3 separate regions of the Homo sapiens genome follow, and all the other regions are linked to region 2. The links are chromatin loops, found by intact Hi-C in ENCODE. Cell type or tissue: OCI-LY7. All regions are shown on one strand. Region 1 overlaps LOC105369489 (a long non-coding RNA gene). Region 2 has its middle 68 kb from the start of POU2AF2. Region 3 holds the start of LOC100132078 (a long non-coding RNA gene).

Evidence for each region. Peaks named below come from ENCODE experiments on the same cell type or tissue, not always from the same donor. Only the 100,000 strongest peaks of a DNase experiment are listed, where the experiment ranks them.
Region 1: it touches region 2 in a loop (2.4-fold over the local background); 2 of 110 quality-filtered maps call a loop at or near these places.
Region 3: it touches region 2 in a loop (5-fold over the local background); 2 of 110 quality-filtered maps call a loop at or near these places.

Annotation. Positions count from the first base shown.
Region 1 is chr11:111,001,426-111,009,425 of GRCh38, reverse strand. The region is part of intron 2 of LOC105369489 (a long non-coding RNA gene); the gene reads left to right. Among named protein-coding and RNA genes, the nearest start is that of LINC02550, 92 kb to the left of the region's middle. In OCI-LY7, no CTCF peak of the experiment used is centred here; a DNase peak (open chromatin) is centred at 3,635; H3K4me3 peaks cover 1,212 bases; H3K27ac peaks cover 975 bases.
Region 2 is chr11:111,173,949-111,181,948 of GRCh38, reverse strand. No RefSeq gene overlaps it. Among named protein-coding and RNA genes, the nearest start is that of POU2AF2, 68 kb to the left of the region's middle. RefSeq lists an enhancer at 3,977-4,046. In OCI-LY7, no CTCF peak of the experiment used is centred here; DNase peaks (open chromatin) are centred at 3,558, 4,148, 4,478, 5,148 and 1 weaker place; H3K4me3 peaks cover 3,485 bases; H3K27ac peaks cover 5,126 bases.
Region 3 is chr11:111,412,427-111,420,426 of GRCh38, reverse strand. It overlaps LOC100132078 (a long non-coding RNA gene), which reads left to right and starts at 2,241. Exons shown (of 4, transcript NR_046085.1): 1 at 2,241-4,062; 2 at 4,387-4,508; 3 at 5,446-5,589; 4 at 5,687-6,185. It also overlaps a transcript of BTG4 not described here. RefSeq lists enhancers at 2,386-2,495, 3,546-3,615, 5,816-6,155 and a silencer at 3,836-3,885. In OCI-LY7, no CTCF peak of the experiment used is centred here; DNase peaks (open chromatin) are centred at 2,496, 3,086, 5,286, 5,966 and 3 weaker places; H3K4me3 peaks cover 4,997 bases; H3K27ac peaks cover 7,367 bases.

The DNA.
Region 1 (8,000 bases), 170 kb after region 2:
CCTCCTCCTGGTTGCCATAAGTCTGTCCAGTTGACCAGGCCACGCGCCTGCCTCCCTGAATTTGGTCAGCTGGCTGCCAAGCCCCGTCTCCACCTGCAGTGTCCAGTTTCATGTTCTCTCCCATCTCCTCCTCTTGTGTCTCACTCTGACTGGGCACTATTCCGACAGTCTTCTCACTGGTATCCCTGCTTCCAGCCTGGCCCTCTCAAATGTCCTCAACACCATAGGCAGATCTGTTTCTATTAGTTCTTTTTACTTCAAACGTTGATGGTTCTGCTTTGCCTTAGAGCACAATCCTCTCTCCACACTCACTTTCAGTGGCCCCTCTTCCTGTACCTCAGTTGAGCTCCTGCCGCATGAACACTCAGGCCTTGGCCCCAGCCTCAGGATCCCGTGTTGGCAAATTCCTGTTCATCTTTCAAGACCTGAGTCCCCTTCTGGGAATCTTCTCTAATTTTTCCCACCCCACCTTAACCAAGGCGGGTTAGTTACCCTTGGACCCGTTCCCAAGCCAGGGTCTCTTCCCTCTCTTGTGAGTCTTTCTGGCCCTCTGAAGTCATACAGTCCCAGACTTTTTGTTGTTGTTGAGTTGTCTAAACCAATCAGCTCATTCTGTAAATATTGAGAGTAAAACCAGACATGAAGTGACTTGTATGAGGTCACACAGCTAGAAGCGGCAGAGCTGGGACTTGAACCAGGCAGGTCTCCTGGCTCCTGACAAGTGGAATGGCTGGGAACTGTGATTCTATAATAACTCTAGAGACCAGCAATAGGACATTGTCCAGTCCGATCACACTGGCAGTTTCCCTTAGACACATCATGGGAGAAATCAGAAAGGCAGAAATCAGTCCGGAGTGCTCCTTCCCATGTATCTAAAACCCGAAGAGTTTCACCCTGAAGACTGGGTTAAATTCTTCTATGTGCTCTGTTACAACTAAATTTTTCTTCTGTAACAATTCCCATATTTGCATAATTATTTGCTTACTATCTGTTTTCTCTAGTAAATGAAAAACTACATGAGGATGGGAGGCCACGTTAATCTCATTGCTGGCTAGATACTTGTATAGTGCCAAACATGGTTCACACATCAATGTTTGGCAAATGAATGATGGATGGACATTCTTTAAAAATATCAAGTCACTCCCCTCTTGCTGTATGCCTATTAACTTGTGTGTATCTTCAGTCTCGGTCCATTTGCATATGATCATTAGGGGCCAGGAGAAAGAACAAAAGGTCCTATACTGACTAGAGAGAGAACTTTTCTCTATGGATTTAACTTTTACTACACAAGTAATGCACACTTGTAGAAAAATTTTAAAATATAAATAAGTAAAAAGAAGAAAATGAAAATCACTTGTAATCCCACAACTATTACTATTTGGTTACAAAGTCTCTCAAACTTTTTTCTTAAAAACTTATAAAAATGTAAATCATTCTCTACATAATGTTTTGCAACTTGATTTTTTCACTTAACAATGTATTGTGAACATATTTCAACATCATGTAATATAATCTCCAGCATATTTTTAATGACTTCATTGAATATCATTAAACTGAATAAATGATGTATTTAACCAATTCCTTATTGGTAAACATTTATATTTTTCTAGTTTTTTTTTTAAACCATAGTATGGGCCATGTTGTAGCAAACTGTCTTGTAACTAAACCTCTGTGCTTATCTATAATTATTTCCTTAGAATAAATTCCTAGAAATTGAATGACTAGATCAAAGAACATGCGTGTTTCAAACTTTTTAAAAACATGTTGTCAAATTGGCCCCAAAAGTTTTAGGAATGCATATTCCCTCCAGCAGGGTATGATGGGAGTCTTGGAGAGAAATGTTTAATCTAGAGTCCTTCCCCTGGCTCACCTACTTGCCAATGAGTTTGGCTGGACCATTCCGTCCTTTTACTGTCTTCAACCAAATAGGTGCAGTGCTCAGTTATCAGCCATCTATCCTTGCATGCCTCTCTCTTTCTCTCTTCCCCAACAGATTTCAATTATTTTCAAATGGTTGCATATATATTGGAGGTCCTACTTAATGAACAAACTCAGTGTGCTGATGTCTCTTCAACCCAGATGTCTCGCCCTTCCCCTCACTGGAAGGAAGCCCCACAATTTCATCAGCAAACAACATACATTCACATCTTCCAACATATCAAAGTTTAATATCCAATTTAGGAAAATGAAAGTTGCCATCTTTAGAGGAATGGGAGGAAATCTTTTCATAAGAGCAAGGGGTGGTTACTGGTGTGGGCAACACCTTTCACTGAAGGTTCAGCATTGAAAGAAGCTGCAGAGTCTTTGCAGGTAAATATTTCCTCTCAAAATGTAGCAAACGTCTTTTGCTTAATATATAATTTAGCACTTACTCTGAAATTCTTTGCCTATAGTACATCAGTCACCACAACAAATATCAAAAGTAGATATTATTATGTCATTTTACATATGAAGAAAATGAGGTTTAGAGTGATTCATTCATCATTCAAGAATATCTACCGAGTGCATAGCATTACATTTAGAAACATGGAAGTTATTGGTGGTCTTAATAAGAATGCTTTCACTGGAGCAAAACCCTGATTTGAATGTGTTCAAGAAAGAGTTGGGAGAATCTAGAGACAGTAACTATTGTATAGATTGCTCTTTCAAAGAGTTTTGCTATAAAGGGAAAGGGAGAAATGGGGGCTATAGCTACAGAGGAAAGTGGAGTCAAAAGAAAGATTTTTAGTAAAACGGAATAACAGCATGCTAGTATGGGAACAGTTTGAATACAGAAAAAAAAAATCCTATGATGCACGAGAGAAAGAAGTGGCAAGGTTTGCTCAGCTGAGAGCAGAGTGTGTTCATCCACATTAACAGAAATGAGATATAGGGAGATGGGTAGAGGCGGAAGTGGGAGTTTGTGGAAATTCTCTCTTCATTTTTCTCGGGAAAGCAGGAAGCAAAGCCAGTAATTGAGAGGGAGAGTGGGGGTAGGGGGTTTAAGAGAACAGAGGACGTATGAGATCCTCAGCTAGGAAAATGAGACAGTGAACTGGCTAGGGAGGCAGAGTGGTTGCCAGGCAGCAGAAGGCACAGCTGAAGATGGTAGTCATAAACTTAATGAGACTAGTCAGTAAGATTATGTGTTTTTCTCCAAACATGTCCAACGCTACAGGCTCAGGTGAGGAAGAGGCAAAGAGGTGGATGTAACTAGGTTTCTCATTTAGCCAAGCAAATATGCCAAAGGAGAGGGACAAGGAAATTAAAAATACACTCAAGAATTACTGAATGGCCGTGGCGTTTTTAAATGAATAATGAATAAAAGGAGGCCATGCAAGAGGTAAGGGATGGTGAAACACTTGTATAGATCAATAAAACAAGATCTTGGTAGGAGTCAAAGTGTTGTTGAACTACTGGTGGTGGCAGGGAATTGGCAGGTAGAAGACGGTAGTGAGAGAATGGGATAGTTGAAATTGGGAAATGGAAGTCAATTACGTTTCTCAAGGTCATACAATGTTATGTTGCAGAGCTGGGAGTCAAACTAAGATCTCTCTAATCAAAGAGCCCACCCCAATATTTAAGCAGTGCACTCAGGACAGAGTGAGAGAGGCCTTAGTTCACAGAGGCACAGTTGGCTTTTGTGGTATCATTCATGCAAATGAGACCTCATGGCTTTCTGTGGCAAATATTTATAGCACCGCATGAGAATGGTAATGTAAAATTTCTTCTCCCTTTCTCCTCCCCCTCCTACTTCTTACAGAAATAGTAACTGGTTCAGATGGGCTGGGCTGGTTCCATGGAGAGCATATGTTTGCTGATGAGGAGAAACAGACAAAGCCAGCTAATGGGAAAACGTGGGGTCCCTTATGAGTTCGGGGTTTAAATATCAGTTTCTGGTGTTTGTGCCTGTGTGGTTTTCTCCATGAAAGTGATCATTATCTTTCTAGCTTGAGATCTCCCCTGGGGGTGCTTGGTGAGGGCACCCACCCTCTTTAGATATTAACCATTCTCTAACAGCAAAACCACGGACAGGTCTTGTGGTGTTATATGTGGGGCAGAGTTAAATACAAAACAGACACTGAGGCACATTGAAATCGTGAAGCCGACGACAGCCCAGGAATGCAGAGATTGAGGCCCAGTCTCCTATGCGACTGCTGACTGTAAGAATGTTAACTCTAAATTTCCTGAATGTTGTCAGATCACAGCAGGGAGTCATGCATCCTCCCTGTAACATTCTCTCTCTCTGTTCTCTTTCACACACACACACACACACACACACACACACACACACACACACACACACATCATAAAGCCTTGAGGAATGTGTTCAGGATTTATGCAAGCTGTGTGCCTGGAGACCACATACTCTGTGAGAAAAATAAAATCTCTAGTCCTGAGAGATGATAATGATCATTTAGATTAGAACCATAAAAAGGAAAGCCATAGGATTTACTCTTACTGTGAATCTTGGATATTTCTGAATTGCCACCTTTCAAATGATGACATAATTTTGTCAGTGCTACTTCTTTCCCCCTGGTTTTCTTGAGTGACTTAAGCAAAGGGCCAACTGTGTGTTTCCAGCATAGAGCCTGGCACATGGAAACTGCTTAAACAAATGCTATTGGATAAACCTAATGGTGGCTTAAGGTCATTACTCAGGGGTGGTTGGTGATCTTAGACTCCCCTACAAGTTCCATCAATCTCCTCTTCAAGTCACTCCAACTGAGTTTTTTTAAAATATGAGTTTGCAATGTAACCATAGCTTCCAAGAGAATTTTCTGGAAAGAAAAAAAAAAACCACCTCCATGTTGCCCCAACCAGATTGTCATCCCGAAGACCCCCATATACAGAATGCTGGAGCTGTCCCCATCTCTCTTATGACCATTCCTTCCTCCCTAGTAGGTAATGATGGCTTGCCTGAGATAATCCACACTGGTGTACAGGAGTGATGGGTCTTACACCTAATAGCTCTATGACATCTTGGAGGCAAGTTTCTGAACCTTAATGGAACCTAGGTTTCCTTATCTGCAGAAAGGAATAAGAATATCAACATCCTATAGTGGTTTTCAAGAATTATTATAACGGATGCATAGTACTCAATGAGAGGTTATAAGCAATATCCCTCATATGAAATATAGGTCCAATGGTAATTCTGGATGAATGTTGCCTCTTTCAAGGAAAATATTTTCATTGTATCAGGGACCTAGTGATTGTAACAGACTCATAGTGATTTCCAGGAGGGAAATCTCTGCTTTAATTGAGGGTGCTAACAACATAGTGATAGTGGGAGTGAAAGTTTTAATGATGGTTTTTAAGTGAAGCTCTTCTTTCACACTATATTGGGACTGATTGTTTCTGGTGGGGTTTCAGTGAGTGGAACTTTCTGTGAGCCTCAGAGTCATAACCAGTGGGGTCTGCACAAAGAGGGGCTTGCCCTTCATTGAGGCTACTGGCTCTGTGCCTTCCTGAGCAATACATGATACCCCCATTGGGAAGGCAGTCCTGTTATGTCCAGGGCACTTCTTGCCAACAGGAGGCCCCTCCACCCTGGGATAAGCAGAGAGAAGAACCTATGCTTTCTTTAGGCATGCACAGCATCCTTATTCCAGAGGTTGTTGCTCAGTGACATACCAGACCAGAACTCCCTGAATCAGGCACCAGGCTGTGAGCAGACTTGTAGTTTGAAAAAGTTATGCAGGTGATTCTGGCATGTTTTCTCACTATAGTTCCCCTGCCCACAGCTTTACTGACACTCACATCTTCCATGCCACTTGAGAATCAATGTTCTGTAGTTGACCCGTGAACTACATGGACTGAACACACAGGTCCAATACATGGATTTTCCTCCATCTCTGCCACCCTTGAGACAGCAAGGGTGTCTCAAGACACCTTGAGACAGTAGGTACATATGATATGCTACCTACTAAATATGGGTTAACCTACTGTTTATGTTGTCAACAAGGCTCTTGGTCAAAAGAAGGCTAGCAGTATTTAAGTAGTAGTTAAATTAGTAGTAGTTAAGTCAAAAGTTATATGTGGATTTTCAGCTGTCTGGTGGGCCAGTGCCCATAACCCGTATGTTGTTCAAGGGTCAACTGTTTTATTTGGCTCAATTCTGAATGGGCACACTCTTCTTGAACAATTGTACAAAATAATAATCAACAATGTCATCAATGTGGATTGACTTTGTACAGTTTCTCTTGAGTACCTGAATCTGAATATAATTGCTATGTATTTAATAATTTTCTGTGCTATTACAGTTTAACCCTAATAAAATCACATTAAGAAGGTTTCCCCAAAGAGAAAATCAACTTGACAAAAAATTCCATAAGCCAAGGGTCAATATCGAATATTATGGCTACCCAGGGCTTGAAGTGGCATTATGTCTAGCCCAGCTTGTTGCCATTTAGAGTCTTTCCCTGATCAGGAAAACATACTGGACCTAAAAAAAAAAAAAAAAAAAAATCCCTTCTTAGACACCTAATGTTCAAGGAATTAGTAGTTTCCCACCCCATTTAACTTGTTTCTACATATCATGATCTAGAATGTTCTTTTATGAACCCCCGATTCCACCTCTAATGATAAACTGAGGCAAAAAGGGAGGAGAGAAAGGGAGGAAGAGAAATGTGGAGCAAATATACAATTCTTAAGCACTTATGATGTGCCAAACAGCAAAGAATGAGTAATGGGACTCATCAAGAACCTACTGTCTACATGCAGATTGTAAGTGCTGGCAATATTGCCCTTATTCTTTACGAGATTATAGTCAGTTTTCATCGGGTAACTGAGTGCCGCCAGTTGTCATAGCAGCAGGATTGGATCAATTAGTAATTGAAAATCAATGTAAATAGTTACATAACATAATTTTCTGCTATTCTAGTGAAAAACAATTACTATAAACATATCGCTATGCTTGGACATTAGGAGGGATTCTCACCAAAGGAAACATTGGCATGACTGAAGCATTCACATGCACTGGGCTCATGTTTGAGTCACATCCAATCCTCATATGACTCACCATTGTTAGCAATCAGAAAATGAAGGCAGCCTACTCACATCTGGATTCTGATCATTGGCTCACTATGGAAAGTGCTGAAATGTCCTTGCTTTGGAATAAAGAAATACAAGCCAAGAATAAGGGGACGAAGGCCCATTGTCAACTTCAAAAGACACTCTTAGTATCCTTACGATTCTTTTGCTTTGGACAGTTTGGATGATACATCCTTTTACTCAGGAACTAGAAGTGAGCAGCAGGAAGTGAAGGCCTATTTGGGGGACTTTAGGACTTGCTCCAGAGGATGAGCAGTTATCATGAGGGAGAGAAAGTTTGTGTTGCTGGTCAGCAAATACCAAGTGCTTCCTTTCTATTCTCTGGGACAAAATCATCATTGCACCCTTCCTTGGAAGCATGTTGTGGCTGGTACTGCTGGTACCCTTCACATATCCCCCTGGGTCTTACATTTCAGTGCTTATAGCACTAATTTACAATTTGGGGCACGTTTGCCTGAGAGCTTTCTCTGACTTCTAGAGACAATCTGTGCACAGCCATGGAAGACTAGAAATGCTGATTTGCTACTTCGGAGAGCCATCAACCAATACCTGATGGAAATGGCAAATGAATTTTCCTACTTTCTTGCCCCTTGCTGGGGTGACTCTGAGGCTCCTACTTTACAGTATCTCCTACAATCCTCTAGGAGGATGAAGCTTCAGGTGACTACGGCAGTTACTTGCTTCACATTACATTCTTTATGGTTGCCTTCTCTTCTCCAGCTCTACTGGGTTTCCCTGCCAGTGTTTCCTGGGTTCACTTCCCAAATAAACTACTTGCACTTGAATCCTTCTTTCAAGGTCTACTTTTGAAGAAACCTAGACTAAGACTTATCATACTTTTTCTTTTCTCATCATGCATTTTCTTACTTGGTCTAACCAGAAGCTTAGATAATTAAGATCTCTTGATCTTTGATCTCTTGATCTTGATAAACCAGTGTTGAAAATCTAAACACTCACAGAGATGCAGC
Region 2 (8,000 bases):
ACACCAATGCATTTTTTTTTTTTTTTTTTGAGACAAGGTCTTGCTCTGTCACCCAGGCTGGAGTGCAGTGGCGTGATGGCAGCTCACTACAGCCTCAACCTCTCGGGCTTAAGCAATCCTCCTGAGAAGGTGGGCCAACCCGCACACACCACCACAGCTAGCTAATTTTCATATTTTTTTGTAGAGACAGAGTTTTGCCATGTTTCCCAGGCTGGAACACCAATGCATTTAATGACTGACCCTACCTCAAACTCACTGGATTCCTGAGACCTGGTTGACATCATCACAGGAGATATATGTGTGTGTATACACACACACACACACACACAGAGAAAAAAAAAAAAATATATATATATATATGTATATGTATATGTATATAAAAAATATAGGCTTTTGTTCTGTGAAATGCCCTACATACACACTGCTCTGTGCAGGAAGCATGCGAGGGGAGAAGAAAAGACACACACACACACAATACCTTTAAGGGTAAACAACCTTTATCACATGTAAATGGCAATGCAGATATAATAAGCAAATGATATAATAAGCAAATTGATATAATAAGCCAATTGCAATGGGAAGTGGAGAAGGGAAAAGATTATATATATATATATATATATATACACACATATATATATGTATATATATATACACACATATATATATGTGTGTATATATATATACCCACCAGACTATGGAGGATTCACCACCAGACCAGGAAGCAACAGCCTGGGCTCCAGAGTCAGTCACTCATCCATGCACAGATGAGGAGAGGTCTCATGAAACATTGGCACAGACTGGGACCCTAGGTCTTTTTGTAACAAGTTGTTTGACATGAGGCCCAGTCATGAGGGCCCTTCGCGACTGGGCTCAAGGAACACAAAAAGGTCAACTTATTTTTGCGATTGTCTATTGTTTTTCAATAACTAACATATAGGAATAGATTGAAATAGAGATTTCTCCAAAACAGCACTGGATGAATGCCTAAAGGGGCTCACACAACCTCTTCCGGGACTTGGTGACCATTGTTTGTGTTCTCGTTCAATTGAGTTCAAATTTAATATTTAACTTTTCCTACACAAACACACACACACAACTGAAATATAACCCAAGGTAGTAGTTGTGGTTATGGTAAAATATAAATAGGACCCTCTGTGTATACCGGGATTAGCAAAAGAGAGGGTGTACTAGAGAAGGTTGTGTAATTTGAACAAGGACTTTAAAAGTGCATGCTTATTCCTTGTAGAAGCAGACGTGTTTTCTAGGCGAGAGAAAGATCTTTAGGATGGTGAAGATGTGAAGAAGTTCATGGGGGTGTGTGTGTGTGCGCGCACGCGTGTGGTGGGGGGTGGCAGTTAGGAATGGAGAAGATGGACCTCTTGAGAAAAAAGAGAGATATTCTGCAATTCTGGGGCCTATGAAAGGTGGGAGCCAGGTTGTAAAATCTTAAAAGTGAGATAGCCCTGAGGTGATGCCTCCCTAGAGGCTAACAGATCCTTATAGCTAAACTTAATACCAGAAAATCTTATGTTACACTCTGGGGTTACTGAGTCAGGGGTTCACCAATAAGCAGAACAGTCTCAATCTGAAATTGAGGGGTGGATCTGGGGTTCAATAAAAAAAGAAACTGCTTTTCTTATAATTAAGGGACATGATTAATTCTAATAGGGCTTAATATTTTTGCATATTTATTCAGTATTAAGCATGGTTCTAAGAGTTTTATATCTATTCATTTAACCTTTACAAAATTATTATATGGGTACGCTAATTAACCTCTTTTTACAGATGAGAAAACTGAAGGCTAAAGTCATATAGCACTATGCGGCAGAGCCAGGATTAGAACCCAGCACTCTGGCCCCAGAACCTGTTCTTTTAAGCATCTTGGACTAGAGGTGCAGGCAAGAATGAGACTGAGAAGGGTTTGGACCAGCGGAGCCTAAGAAGTAGGGAGGCTTTGTTATTGCTCACTATTACCCACTGCACGCATGTACACACACTCACATGCATGTGCACACACTCACATAGGTACACACACTCATACACACGTACATACATTTACACAAATGTATATACTTACGTATACACACTCTGATCCATATACACTCATGTCCATATACACACATTCACATAGTACACGTGCACACACATACCTCCCATACAAGTAGAGATGGTAAAGAGAACACATAGGTTTGAAAAAAAATCTCGTTATTTCTAGTAACAGTTTGAAATGTTACCGGAACAAGCCAAAACAGGAACAATGTGTCATCACAATTGCCTTTATATTTTTTTCTCATTTAAGGATAATGTGGTTTTTCTTAGCCTAAAGCTAAATTTAGATGAAGAATTCTGAAATGTGGTAATTTTTGCATAGCTATTTATAATGCACTTTTAAATAGATAATTAAAAGATAACTTTAAAATATGAATCTAATGGAAGAATTTGGTAGATAATTTGGTCCAATGATGTAGTTACATCAAAGAAAACTCAGAACCCTTTCAGCCTGAATGAGAGAATATTATTATTTTTACCTACTTCCCCCTGAGGCAATCAGGAACTCCATACCTTCTGCTATGCAGAAATTGGCATGATCTGGCTTCTGGTCTTGTCTGTGGCAGCCACATTTGTACAAGGATGACACTTAGGTACCTAACCTATCTAAACTCCTTTGGATAACACTTGTGTTAGAATTGTTTGGTGCCAAGTACCTGAAAGCCACTCCAGCAAACTTAAGATCTGAGAGGAGGTGGATATAGAAGTCCCTCATGGAACCAAGGGTAAGAAATGCTGCTGGGCTTCCTCTCCCCTCTCCCTCTTATGAGCTGTGTGGTCTCACATTTCTGCTCCTCTCTCTGTCTAATTATTGTCTATATTTTTTCTCAAAATGACCCTTTCTTCTTTGCATTTACTTGACCTGACTGTAGCTTTAAATCATTCTAGGTGCATGTTCACATTCTGACCCAGCTCTCTGGATCTCCATTCAGAATTGTGGAAGGGGATCTGATGCTTGGGCTAGGTGTCCACTCTTGGTTCAGTTAGCTGTGGCTAAACAGATGGGTATAACTGCCCTGCTCACTGACTACTCGATAGGAATTCTTGATGCAGACTCTCTGAGAAAGGGCACTTGGGATGAGTAGAGGATGAGAGGGATTAATTCATGGAGAAAATGATTTGGGCGCCTTACGTTAGGTTGTTCTTGCATTGCTATAAAGGAATACCTGAGGCTGGGCAGTTTATAAGAAAAGAGGTTTAATTGGCTCATGGTTCTGCAGGATGTACTGGAAGCATAGCACCAGTATCAGCTCCTGGGGGGGCCTCAGGAAGCTTACAGTCATGACAGAAGGCAAAGGGGCAGCAGACATCTCACATGGCAAGACAGACAGCAAGAGAGGGGGCGGGGAGGGGTCACACACTTTTAAACAGCCAGATCTCCAGAACTCAACTCGCTATCTTGAGGACAGTGCCAAGAGGATGGTGCTAAATCATTCATGAGAAATCTGCCCCATGAGCAAATCACCTCCCGCCAGGTCCCACCTCCAACACTGGGGATCACAATTTAACATGAGATTTAAAGGGGAAAACATCCAAACTGTATCACACCTGTAATACAGCAGTGAACATTTTCCCTTGTATATATTGCTAGAATGCCCCTAAATATTAAAAGCAGATTTGTGGCTGGGCGCGGTGGCTCACACCTGTAATCCCAGCACTTTTGGAGGCTAAGACGGGCTGATCACGAGGTCAGGAGAGTGAGACCATCCTGGCCAACATGGTGAAACCCTATCTCTACTAAAAATACAAAAATTAGCTGGGTGTAGTGGTGCGTGCCTGTAGTCCCAGCTACTCAGGAGGCTGAGGCAGGAAAATTGCTTGAACCCAGGAGGCGGACGTTGCAGTGAGCTGAGATCTTACCACTGCACCCTAGCCTGGGTGACAGAGTGAGACTCCATCTCAAAAAAAAAAAAAAAAAAAAAAAAAGAGCAGGAGCAGGTTTGTGTGAATAGGGTTATACTAACATTAATACTCAAACACTGAGGCACAGAAAGGTTAAAACAATAGTCTAAAGTGACCGTGTTATGTAGTAGAGTCAGGATTAAAGCCTAGCACTCTGGCCCCAGAGCCTGTTATCTTAAGCATCTTGGACCAGGTGTGCAGGCAAGAATAAAAACAGGAAGAAGGGTTTGGTCCAGAGAAGGAGCCTATGAAGCAGGGAGGACTTGTGACCTGCTGTGGTTTGAATATACCCCCCAGATTTCATGTGTTGGAAACTTAATCCCCAACACAACAATGTTGAGAGATGGGAGCTTTAAGAACTGATTAAGTCATTAGCCCTAATTAGCCCTTATGGATGGATTAATGTTATTATTGAGGAAGTGGGCTTGTTATTGCAAGAGTAGATTTGTTATAAAGGGGAATTCAGCCTTCTCTTGCTGTCTCTTGTTTTTTTGCACTCTCTTCCCCTTTTGCTTTCCACCACAGGATGATGCAGCAGGAAGGCCCTCACCAGATTCAGGCCACTCACTCAACCTTGCACTTCCTAGCCTACAGACCTGTCAGAAATAAATTTCTTTTCTTTATAAATTACCACATATGTAATATTTTGTTACAGCAGCACACAATGGACTAAGACACCACCTCTCACTTATAACTTTCATATATACATACATATGTACATGCCCTTGTGTGTGCATGCACACACATACACCCACAGACACAATCTGAGCTTTTAATGATATTAAACACCTTCTCTCAAGTATTCTGGGCATCCCTTAAGGGTTCTTACTTGTGCCTGTGGGTCCAGGTTACTCTTATTTTGTCCTCTGTCATGCCAATTAGTGCCCCTTCTCTGGTTCCAGCTTTCTGCATGGGCCTCTGTCCCCAGTTATGCCCAGATCCCTCCTGATTCATCCAGGCCACCACTGCCATCAGCCCCTCCATGGAATGGGGAAGGAAAATGCTTTTTCTTCTGTGTTGCACTTAATTGGGGCAGGATGAACTGCAGTGGATCACATGGTCATAAGGCATTGCAGGGTTTGGTGGAACAGCTCTTTCCATTGTTACATAGGCTCCTTTCTCTCCAGGATCACACATGCCGCCCAGACAGCTAGATTTAACAAAGGCTTTAAGCATAGGTCACCACCTGAAACTCTCTCTTTGTGACCTGCCAGGACTTGTTGCTGATTTCCTCTGCTTGGTGAATTTTCTTTTCGGTTCCTTTCTTCACTGTGGTTTCCATTGCATCTTTGACTCCTACTCGATCATGAATATCTGAGATGTCCGAACCATAGTACTGGCTATTGTTCAAGCTTTTATTCCAATGAAGCTCCTAGTTTCCATGTAAACTAGTGATCGCAAATTGATACTTGATGTGTGTGTGTGCCAGCATGTGTGTGTGCATGTGTGTGTATGCATATGTGTGTGTGTGTGAGAATGCTATTACTAGTGCCACAAGATGGACCTGTACATGTCAATTCAGGCTTCAGAAATATATAACTTGCCAGATAGTGTCTTGGAGATGATTAGGACCTCTAGTTTCTTTATAGTTGGTGAGCAAATCTTTCATACACACCACAGTCCTTTACTGTCCCAAGATTCTTTAGGTCCAGCATTCTTAACCTGGATTTGTGGACCCCAAGTGGGTCCATAAGTGAATACTAGGGAGTCTGTGAGAAATTGCCTGCAAAATGTTATATGCACATGAACTTGTTAGGGGAGATGATCTATAACCTTAATTAGAGGCACAAAGCATCTGGATCCCCAAAAGTTTGAGAGCCAGACATTCAGACTGGCCTTGGCATGTGGGAAGCACTGGATGTGACCTAATCCAGAAAGGTGAAGGGAATAAGGAAACCAACACGCACTGAATGGCTGCTATGAGCCAATGTCCTGACCTGGGTTCTTTATGTGTTTTCTCATTTCATTTTCAAAACTGTTCCGTGTAGCAGTTATGACTCCCATATTCCAGAGGAGAAATGGAAGCTGAGAGGGGTTGAAGGAAGGTCCACAAGGCCACACAGCTGCTAAGTCAGGCAAACATGATTTACACATCTAGGCTTTTGGCCTCTAAATAACTGTGCACTTTCTGTGACATCATGCTGACCCCCGAGAAAAACAAGAAATACCAATTTCCATAGATTTCATAAGCACATTGGTAAATACTGCATTCTATTTTTTCTACAGCCCATACTATATACTAATAGCATGTATTAAATTATATTGCTCACAAAACAAAGTTTTGATCAGATATCCATGGTGTTGCTTTTTTAAAAACACACTTTCGCTATTGCTCATCATGCTTTCTGTCATAATGATATGGTTGTTATTAATAAATACAAGACACTATGTACCTGTAACTCCTTACTCTATCTTAAAGACATAAATAGGGCAGTGTAATGGTTATCAGGGATTTCCTCTCTTTGGCTAATAGGTGGGGTGGTGCAGGAGGCTGAGAAAGTCTTACTCTGTTGGGGTAGGAGGCGGAGACAGGACTCGATTCCAGAGACGGGGCTCAGACACCAGACCAAATTGAGGACTAGTTAAAATGGACTGGGAGGAAGCAGCTTTCCATAATACATGCCCACCAGTGTGCCATGTCAGTTTACCATTGCCATGGCAACACTCAGGAATTACCACCTCTTTCCAAGGCAATGACCCAACAACCCAAAAGAAATTTCCCTAGAAATTTCTGCATAAACCACCCCTTAATCTACATGTAATTAAAAGTCGGTATAAATATGACTGCAAAACTGCCCTGAGCTGCTACCCTGAGCACACGGCCTGAGGTGTATCCCTGCTCTGCAGGAGCAGTCATGGAGCTGTAACACCACCGGAGCTGTAACACTGCCACTTCAATAGAGCTGCTTTCTTCCATCTCTTGCTCGCCCCTGAATTCTTTCCTGGGCAAAGCCAAGAGCCCTTGTGGGTTAAGCTCCAGTTTAGTTGTGTAATTACTTTAAATTTTTTAAGATACCAATATTATATGACTTCCGATCTTTTTAAAATTTTCTTCAAACCGAATCTTGCTCTGTCATGTAGTCTGGAGTGCAGTGATGTGATTTCGACTCACTGCAACCTCCGTCTCCCAGGTTCAAGCAATTCTCATGTTTCAGCCTCCCGAGTAGCTGGGGTTACAGGCATGTGCCACCATGCCCAGCTAATTTTTGTCTTTTTAGTAGAGACGGGATTTCACCATGTTGGCCAGGCTGGTCTCAAACTCCTGACATTAGGTGATCACCCACCTTGACCCCCCAAAGTACTGGGATTACAGGGCGTAAGCCACCACGCCTCGCTTGATCTTTTGTTGGAAATGAATAGTGTATAAATTATCTCAGGGAAATTTAAATAATAAGCATACATTCTAATGCAGTCCTCAGTGTAGCTTTGTGCCCACTGTCTGTTTTCTAGAGCCCTCTTCAATACAGTGTAACCTACTCAACAATGTGTTAATAACATCTACTAAAAACACACTGGATTCCTGGGATGTCTTAACCATCTAATATCTACTGTTGAAAATTGTAAGTCTTCCTTTTGGTTCTGTTAGTGCTCCATAGAATTCGTTATGACACGGATCATAAAATAAATCTTCACAGTTCATTAGTAGAGTCTAAAGCAATTCTGAACACATTTTACTTGCTTCACACCTGTTTGCTTAAATGTAAATATAGAAAATACCTTGTATTCCTGCTCTAGAATTTGTAGTGGGAATTCATATTAAACAGTTCATAGAGTTGTGGAATCTGGATTTTTAAAAAAGAATTAAAAACTAATGAATTTGTATTTAGAGTTTAGAAAGTACAGAACTTATTTCAAACTAATATAGTTAGTTGTCTCTGTTTTTAAATGAAATTCCTCTCTGAGGCTGCTTTATTAATGAAACCGATTGCACTCCCTCACTACCAGGCTGGGGGTGGTGGGCTCCACGTGAGTGAGCATACTTGCTTCTTTAGGGAAGCACAGAATTGCTTGAGAAAACAAGTCAGCAGTGGTGAAGACTGGAGCTTGGA
Region 3 (8,000 bases), 240 kb before region 2:
TGTAAAAAATGTGGCTTTCTCCAGGCAAAGCCCAGAATGCCACCTGGTCCAAGGAGGATTGTTGGCTATGATCTCCTCAGTTTCACTTCCAGAGCTGGCTGCTCAGATTGGTCTACCCTGCTGTGGATGCAATTTCAGGATGAGGTTGAAGAGCAGGTCATCTGGACTGCTGGGATGATTTTAAAGGAAACTTTAATATCTCCTGGACAAGCCAGCAGCTGGTGTCTGCAAGTCCTCCAGGACTTTGCACCTTGAGACTTGGATTCAGGGGCAGCTGAGAAGATAGACTGTGAACTTTCCTTTGCCGAGAGAACTGGACTACAGCTTAATGGCTGGACCCTAGGCATCTCTAGGACACTACAGTTGTCCATTGTAGATTCCTTTACCTCAAGCCACTTCTGGACCTGCCTGTCCTTGGGTGCCTGGTGCTGAGTCAGCAACACCTCCCTCCTGTCTTGGCAATGTGTGGCCAAACTAAGCCAAGTCTGATTATAATGGGTTGGTTCATCTAGAAGCTCACATCCCGTACTCTTTTTCCAATATGGCACTTAGCCAACTGGCACCCAATAGTGAAGAGTGACTCTGGGAACTGAGGCTGCTGAGGACTCATGACCCTGCAGAAGCCAACAGCAAAAGCTGTGTGGAGGGTGAAGCCATCCCGCTGCCAGGCCTCTCTCTCTGCTCCATGTCAGTTCCTGTCTGGCAGCGCCATGGCCTTGGCTGGCAGTCAGAGACCCGCTGCTGGTACTTGCTGGTGGCTTGGCTCTCTTCCATCTAGCCAGGGCATTTGGACCTTTTTTCTATGTTCTGCTTATGAGCTTGGGAAGCGAGCCAGTGGTTCTCCTTGGAAGTTGCCTCCATCCTTGTCATTTCCCACCCTAGTCCCAAGGGAGACATGTTTCTTTCTCTCTTCCGTATTGACACCTTCTCTTGCCTTTGGCTCAAATACAGACACCTCAGGTAGCACCAGTGCTGTGGGGAGGCCAAGGGGCGAGGGGCACGTACAGGAAGTGGTGGTGGCAAAATAGAGTTAAGTTCGGTTACCAGTGCTGGATGAAGCTTTGTATCTCTAGGGTTGTCAGTCAGCCAAGAAGGAAGGCAGTTACAGGCCTAATTCTTGGTTCCTGAACTGATTGGCTGTAGCTTTTATCAGGGACTCACTGGCACTTCTCTGAGCATCAGTGTTAACTTCTGTCATGGGCTGAATTGTGCAGCCTCCTTCTTCTCCTCCAAGTTTATAGGTTGACTTCCTAATCCCCAGTACCTCAGGATATGACTCTATTTGGAGATAAGGTCTTTAAGGAGGTTATTTAGGTAAAATGAGGTCATATGAGTAGGCCCTAATCCAATATGACTGGTGTCCTTATGAGAAGAGATTAGGACACAGATAGGTATAGAGGGAAGACCATATGAAGACAAAGAGAGAAGGCGGCCATCTGGAAGCCAAGGAGAGGAGCTCCCAGAAGAAACAACCCCGCTGACACCTTGACCTTGGACTTGCAGTCTCCACAATGGTGAGGAAGTAAATTTCTGTTCTTTAAGCCATCCAGTCAGTACTTTGTTTTGGCAGCCCTAGTGAACTAAAACAAACTCCTGCAGACGTGGCAGAGAGGGTTTGCAGAAGGGCCAAGAGAACGGTGGCTTAGATGCTTCCGGTTTTCCCAGCTTCTTCATGGACTCTCAAGGTTGGTGGTATCCCTTTGGCTTCTCTAGTTCTTTCTGCTTCAGGGAGCTACCAACCTCCTCTGGTTTTGGTGGTTAGCCTAAGTAGCTAGTAAATAGAGTGTTTCTACTCTTAATCTTATTTCCCCTTTATGAAAACCTTATGATAGGCGCTGCAGAATCTCCATGTCACCCAGCATCGTTGGTCCCGCCCTCTGGAAGCTCACATTCTATGCGGAAGACAGACATGAGGATCACTTCACTGCAGCATAGGAGGTGCTGTGATAGTGCTCAGCAGGGGGCATGAACTAAGGAGGACACCTTGAGCCCACCTGAAGAAGAAGGTCACAGAATGCTTTGTGATGATGATGGCCAAGCCTAAAGTCTGTCAGTTCTTTGAGGACAGAGGCTGGGTCTTTCTCACCTTCCTTCACCCATGGCATCTAGCACAGCACTTTGCACATAATAAGTGCTCATCTAATGTGTTGGGCGAATGGCTCTCTTAAAGTCCCTTCCAGCTTCATGATGCCATAATTCTGTGGCCTCAGAGGTCCCACAGCAGTCAGATGGCTTAAGGTGCTGCTGGCAGACGGCGTGAAGGTGAACAGACATGGGGTTTTATGATATGCAAAATCACTCATGAACAACTAAACTGGAAACCAGGGAGGAGAGCATAATGAGCTTCCCTTCTTAGCTTAGATTTCTAGGAGAATCCTCAGGCATAACAACAGGAACACAGCCAGTGCAGCTGCCCCACGTGGATGATCAGAGGCGACGTCTTACTCTCCACAAAGCCAAGTTTGGTCAAGCTCCTCACAGCTGTTTCCCACAGAGAGGAAATCCCCTAAGTTCCCAGGCAGTGTAAACTGACCGTGTGTTTATAAAATAGACGCCATGCCCCAAGAACATGAAAACAGTCCAGATGCATGAACCTGCAATGCAGCAGTGATTCAAGACACTTGGGAGTAGGGAGGAGAGCGTGAGTGAGAGAACGCTTCAATGCCGAAGCAGAGTGGCTGTTCTCTGGAGAACACCCAAACTGATCTAAAGCCAAAGTTCAAAAAATAACAAACATGCAAGCCTTTTGAAAACAAATTGTGCCTAGATATCTTTGCAAGCTGAGTGGTCAGCCCTCAGACAGTGCTATGAGGGAGTGATTGCAGACCACCCAGCACCCAAGGAATTAGGGGCAGTTCATGCTGTCCCTGTGTCCAAGGGCTCCGAGAGCTCAGATTAAAATTCTTTCTGCCCAGCTTTTGCAAGATGGAACCAAAAGAGCCCACTTGTGAGAAGGCAGGGGATTGAGGAGGGTCCCCTCCTCCCAGTACGGACTGTGTGGTGCCTTCAGATGAGCTGTTTTGTTTCACGCTGAGCTGAGCTCACCTAGGCGATGACCTTGTGACAAGAATACCAGGCTGAGTCCAGATCAGCAAAGAGGGGACAGGAAGAGGAAGAGGAAGAGAGAAGCAAGTGCAGCCATGCGAAGCTGTGACTGACAGAAGCCAAGTCAGAACTGCTGGTTAACATAATTTTTAATCCTTCATCAGGGCTGGTAAAATGTTGACAAAGGAGAGTCCTTGTAGTGAATCTCTCAGTCTATTAAGAAAGCTGTTTCAGACCCAGGGACATAAGGCAGGTGTATTGGAGTCATCAGACTCTCTACAAAATATTAGTCATCAGCTCTGCAAAAACCCCGTGGGCTGCACTGGGGCGTGAGTCCCTCAAAGTTTAACTAAACATGGCAAACTGGATGTACACAGACAACCTTAATAGCTTCTGGGGATTCTGGAAAGAGCTGGGGACCGGCTCCCTTAAAAATCTACTCTAAGAAAATTCACCGCAGGCCCAGCGTGGCTCCTGACCTGGAGGATAACAATGATAATGGAAGTGCTGTTAAAAGTAAGAATGACTATGAGTTATTGAGTTTTTCATCTGCTCAGGCACCGTGCTGGGCCTACACAGTATCTCATTCAGTCCTACTAAGGACCATTACTGTCCCTTTCCTACCTAGGGGAAAAGGAGATTGAGAGAAGTCAAACCGCTTTCTCACGGTGACAGGGTAGGCGGTGGAGCCAGAATACAAATGCAGGGGCTCCAGCCTCAAAGCCCGTGCTCTCTGCTCACATTGGCCCACCCAGGACAGACGCTGTCGGGATGTCCTGGGGGTTTCACACTGTTAAGAAATAATAACGAGTGAGAGCCAAGGTGTACTCTGGATCTACCTGAAGCACCCAACTCACTCCCTTCCATGATGTGACTAACGGCGTTTCAGATCTGTTTGTGCTCCGACCTGACCTCAGGAAGCCAAAGTCCCCTGAGGTCTGGGGTGTGTATGCTTGGGGACCCGAAATTAGAGGCACACCTACCTAGGATTGAATGTAACGATCTAATCAAGAAAAGGTGTGTGTGTGTGAGCCAGAGTGAGAAAACGAGAGAGGGAGAGAGAGAGAAAGAGAGGGAGAGAGAGGAAGAGAGGCCCAGTTTGTTTTCCAGGGGACAGAAAAGGAACTGATGAAGGCCCTGAAAATTCAGTCCAGGCAACTCCATCCCCCTATCAGGCTCAACCCTCAGTAGTACCCCAGCTTTCCCTTCCCCACATCCTCCAAGCTCTTTCTCCTTAACAGCTAAAGACACCTTAGGCTGCCCAGAATGAAAAATATCCTGGAACTTAACAACAAAGGAGCTGCCATGTTCCACTGTATTTCTTTTCTTTTCTTTTTTCAGACAAGGTCTCACTCTGTTGCCCAGGCTGGAGTGCAGTGGTGTGATCTTGGCTCCCTGCAGCCTCGACCTCCTAGGCTCGAGTGATCCTCCTGCCTCAGCCTCCCGAGTACCTGGGACTATAGGTGTGTGCCACTGCACCCAGCTATTTTTTTTTCTTGATTTTTAGTAGAGACAGTCTTGCTATATTGTCCAGTCTGATGGCAGACTCCTGAGCTCAAAGGATCCTCCTGTCTCAGGCTTGCAAAGTGTTGAGATTACAGGCATGAGCCACTGCACCTGACCTCCACTGTATTTCTAAACTGTGGGTCTCTGGCTCCTCTAATTTTCCCCCACCCCGTAGGCCCAGCCTCCAGGGCTGCCATGTCTTCCCCTCCCAGCTCTGCTCTGGAGGCCTGATTCTCTGGGAGGCTGTTGGGCTCACCATTGGGAAAGGCCATCCTTAGGTCACGTGGGGCCATAAGCAATACCAGCCTCCTCCTCCTGCCATTTTGCACATCAGGAGATACACCAGGAACCTCAGTGTCTCTCTTTCTCTCTCTAGCCTGGTCTCTGGGACCTAGGTCAGGAGGGCATGATGCTTTCAAATAGAAGAAGAAATCTCCAATTCTTTTGCCCTCTGTCTTTGCAAGCCCTATCTTTTATATTCACTTCCTCTGACTTCTCAGTAAACATTGGTTTGAAAGTGAATGGTATTATCAGCTGCCAGTTTACAATATAAGGGGGTCTGTAGAGGAATGAAGGAGAAGCAGCTTTGGAGGAGGGAAAAGTGATCAAAATTAGGTTTCCGTCCTTTTGGGTTGCAGGGGAGGCGGGGGTCACTGGTAACAGTAAGCCAATAACAGGGCTTTGCAGAGCAGGACTAATTCTGTGTTCTGCACTGGGTGAGGCAGGTGCAGTTGCCACCTGGGCTTCGATCTGGGTCCCAGAGGAGTTAGTTCATATCTTGGGGCCATCTTGCAACTGCAATCCCATTTTGAAGCCAGGTAGCAGAGTTTGTGCTCATAGTCATTTATTCTTTTTAACTGTTTCTGTCTTTTATTCTCCTTCTGTGTTTTCCAGAGCAGTCTTCTTCCCTCTCCCCAGCCTCCCCAAAGACCTGCAAATTTTGTTTTCTGTTAAGTGCTCATCTCCCCCGACCCCCCTACAGCTGGGGAAGGTGTTGGTATCTCCAGCGACTTCAGGCTTCAAGTTTCCTTCTAGGAGGTACAAGTTGGCTGCCCATGCAAATCAGTTTTGCCTGGGGATCTTGGGAGAAGAAAGGGAAGCTCAGAGGAGGCACTGATCTTGCCCTGTGTTTTAGGGAAGCTGCTTTCGCTGCTGCTTTCAAGTGACCCGGATCTCATTAAACATACTGATGTGGGGTGTGCTTCTGAGAAGGTGCCTGAGAAATGAACTTGGCTTGCTTGTTGCCTTTGAGGGTCTGTGGGAGAGAATCATAAGCCTGTCCAGATCTTATCTTCTCAGGAAGGGGCAGGAAAACAACACAGCAAAACAGCTGCCCGGACGAGAACACCATCTAGTGTCTTCACACAACACACCCACATTTGGTGGTTTCTGTTTCCCATGAAGATGAAAGAGGAGGGGAGAGGCGTGTCAGGGATTCCCTGAGCCCTGATAGGAGGGTTCAACTGGGCGAGGAAGGGACCATCAGGCCAACCCATGTAGGTGGACCCACTCAGCTCTCAGGACTCATCTCCTCCACCTGGACCGCTCTCCCTGGTGGGGCATTGAGGGACTGAGGGCTCTGGTTTTGTTCTCTAGAAGAGGTGATCCATCATTAAAAATCTATTAAACATGCACTCTGTGTCCACCTTGTACTCTGTGGAAGCCAATTAGATACAAGACCATCCTGGCCCATGTGCAACTTCATTAAACCAATCACCAATAAAGGAAAAATTAAGTAACATGTAACACACGTGCTCAAATCACACACATGAGCAGTTAGGTGGTACATGACTAATTGGCAAATGAAAGACACATTCACTCTCAGTTTGCTCCTACACTGACATTTCGCTGAATGAACGGAACAGTCAGAAGGGTAACACACCACTGCAGCTAGCTGAGGTGGGGGCGGGAAGGGGAGGGTCTTAGATAGGGCAGCGTGGCCTGGCTGGAGCTACGCCAGTTGTAATATGAAGGACTTGTTTTCTGGATGGATTCAGGGCCAAATTTGCCATGTTCCCGGAAGGCTCTGGTTGTACCTTCTTGGAAGACATCCATCCTACCTGCTCTCATCTGTCCCCTTCTCTTCGATCAGAACCTACTGCTGAGCCTTCCTCCATTGCTTGCTGTAACACACTCTGATATAGGTCCCCTGCTTCTACCCTTCAGAATGATGCCAGCAGCAGCTTGTCTGCTATTGCCTTGGCCAGGATAAATTCTAACTGAAATGCCAATAGAAATGAATTGAATGGAATGGAAGGTAATTGGTTTGGGCAAGTCTCAGCTCTGTTTCTCACTAGGTATGACTGTAAGCCTCAATTTCCTCATCTGTAAAATGAGTACAAAAAGGATATCTTTATTGTATGATTGTTATGAGGATCCCAGGAGATAATGAATGTGAGGGCACCTATCACAGCACTGGGTGTGTGTTCAGAGTCTACTGCTATGTGGGCATTCACCAAGGCCCATGCCAAAGCAGTGCTTCTCAAACCGGCGTGTGCATTCCGATCACCTGAGGAGCTTGTGAAACATGTGGATTCTGATTCAGTGGAACTGGATGGGGCCTGAAATTCTATATTTCTAGTAAGTTCCTGAGCTGGTTCAAGGACCACACTTTAAGTAGCAAGGTATAAAAGGACTTTGTGATCGGAATTCTGCATTTCCATGACTCACTCGAGTGCTGACCCTCCCCTGCATTGATGGTTTACGCTGACTCTTGCCTTCTCTGTGTTTGGAACCTTTTCCACCTCCTTCTAGTCTCTATCTCACTCCACCTCTGTTGCTGGCCTTTTTGGCACCTCAATCTACTTACCCCAGTGGCCTCTGACTCTGCACTTCTCTCCGACTCTGCCTTCTAGAGTGGCATTGCTCACACCGACCACCCGTCTTTAATGCTTCTGGTCTAGTGTCACAAGACTCTCTTAAAATTTGCCTGAGGTAACCTTTGGATAAAGCCCAACCCATTTTCCTTCTCCCCTGGGCTTCCAGGAAGCTTACAATGAAGTTTTGTGTTGAGTTATAACATTCTCTCCCCAAGTTTTATGATAAAATTAGTTTCTTCCCACTCGCCATTCTTCCGTTATGACTTGGTTCTTACAGATTTTATTTTTTTGTCTTATTGTAGGTGTTGCTATTTGCTAGCTGAGTGATCTTGGTCAAGTCACTTAACCTCTTTGGGATTCTGTTTTCTTTCCTATAAAGTGGGGATAATGAAGGTACCAACCTCGTAAGACTGTTGGAAGGATTAGATGAGTGAATATCTGTAAAGTCCTTAGAACAGTTTTTGACACATAGTAAGCACCACATGAATGTTATTCACTGTTGTTGTTATTATTCTATAAACTGCCTCAAACCCTTTTGAAAGTGAAAATGGTATCATCATCATCAGAAAAGCCGTGTCAGCATCAAAGTGGTATGCAATACACCATGAAATTATTGTATTACCCTGAAAT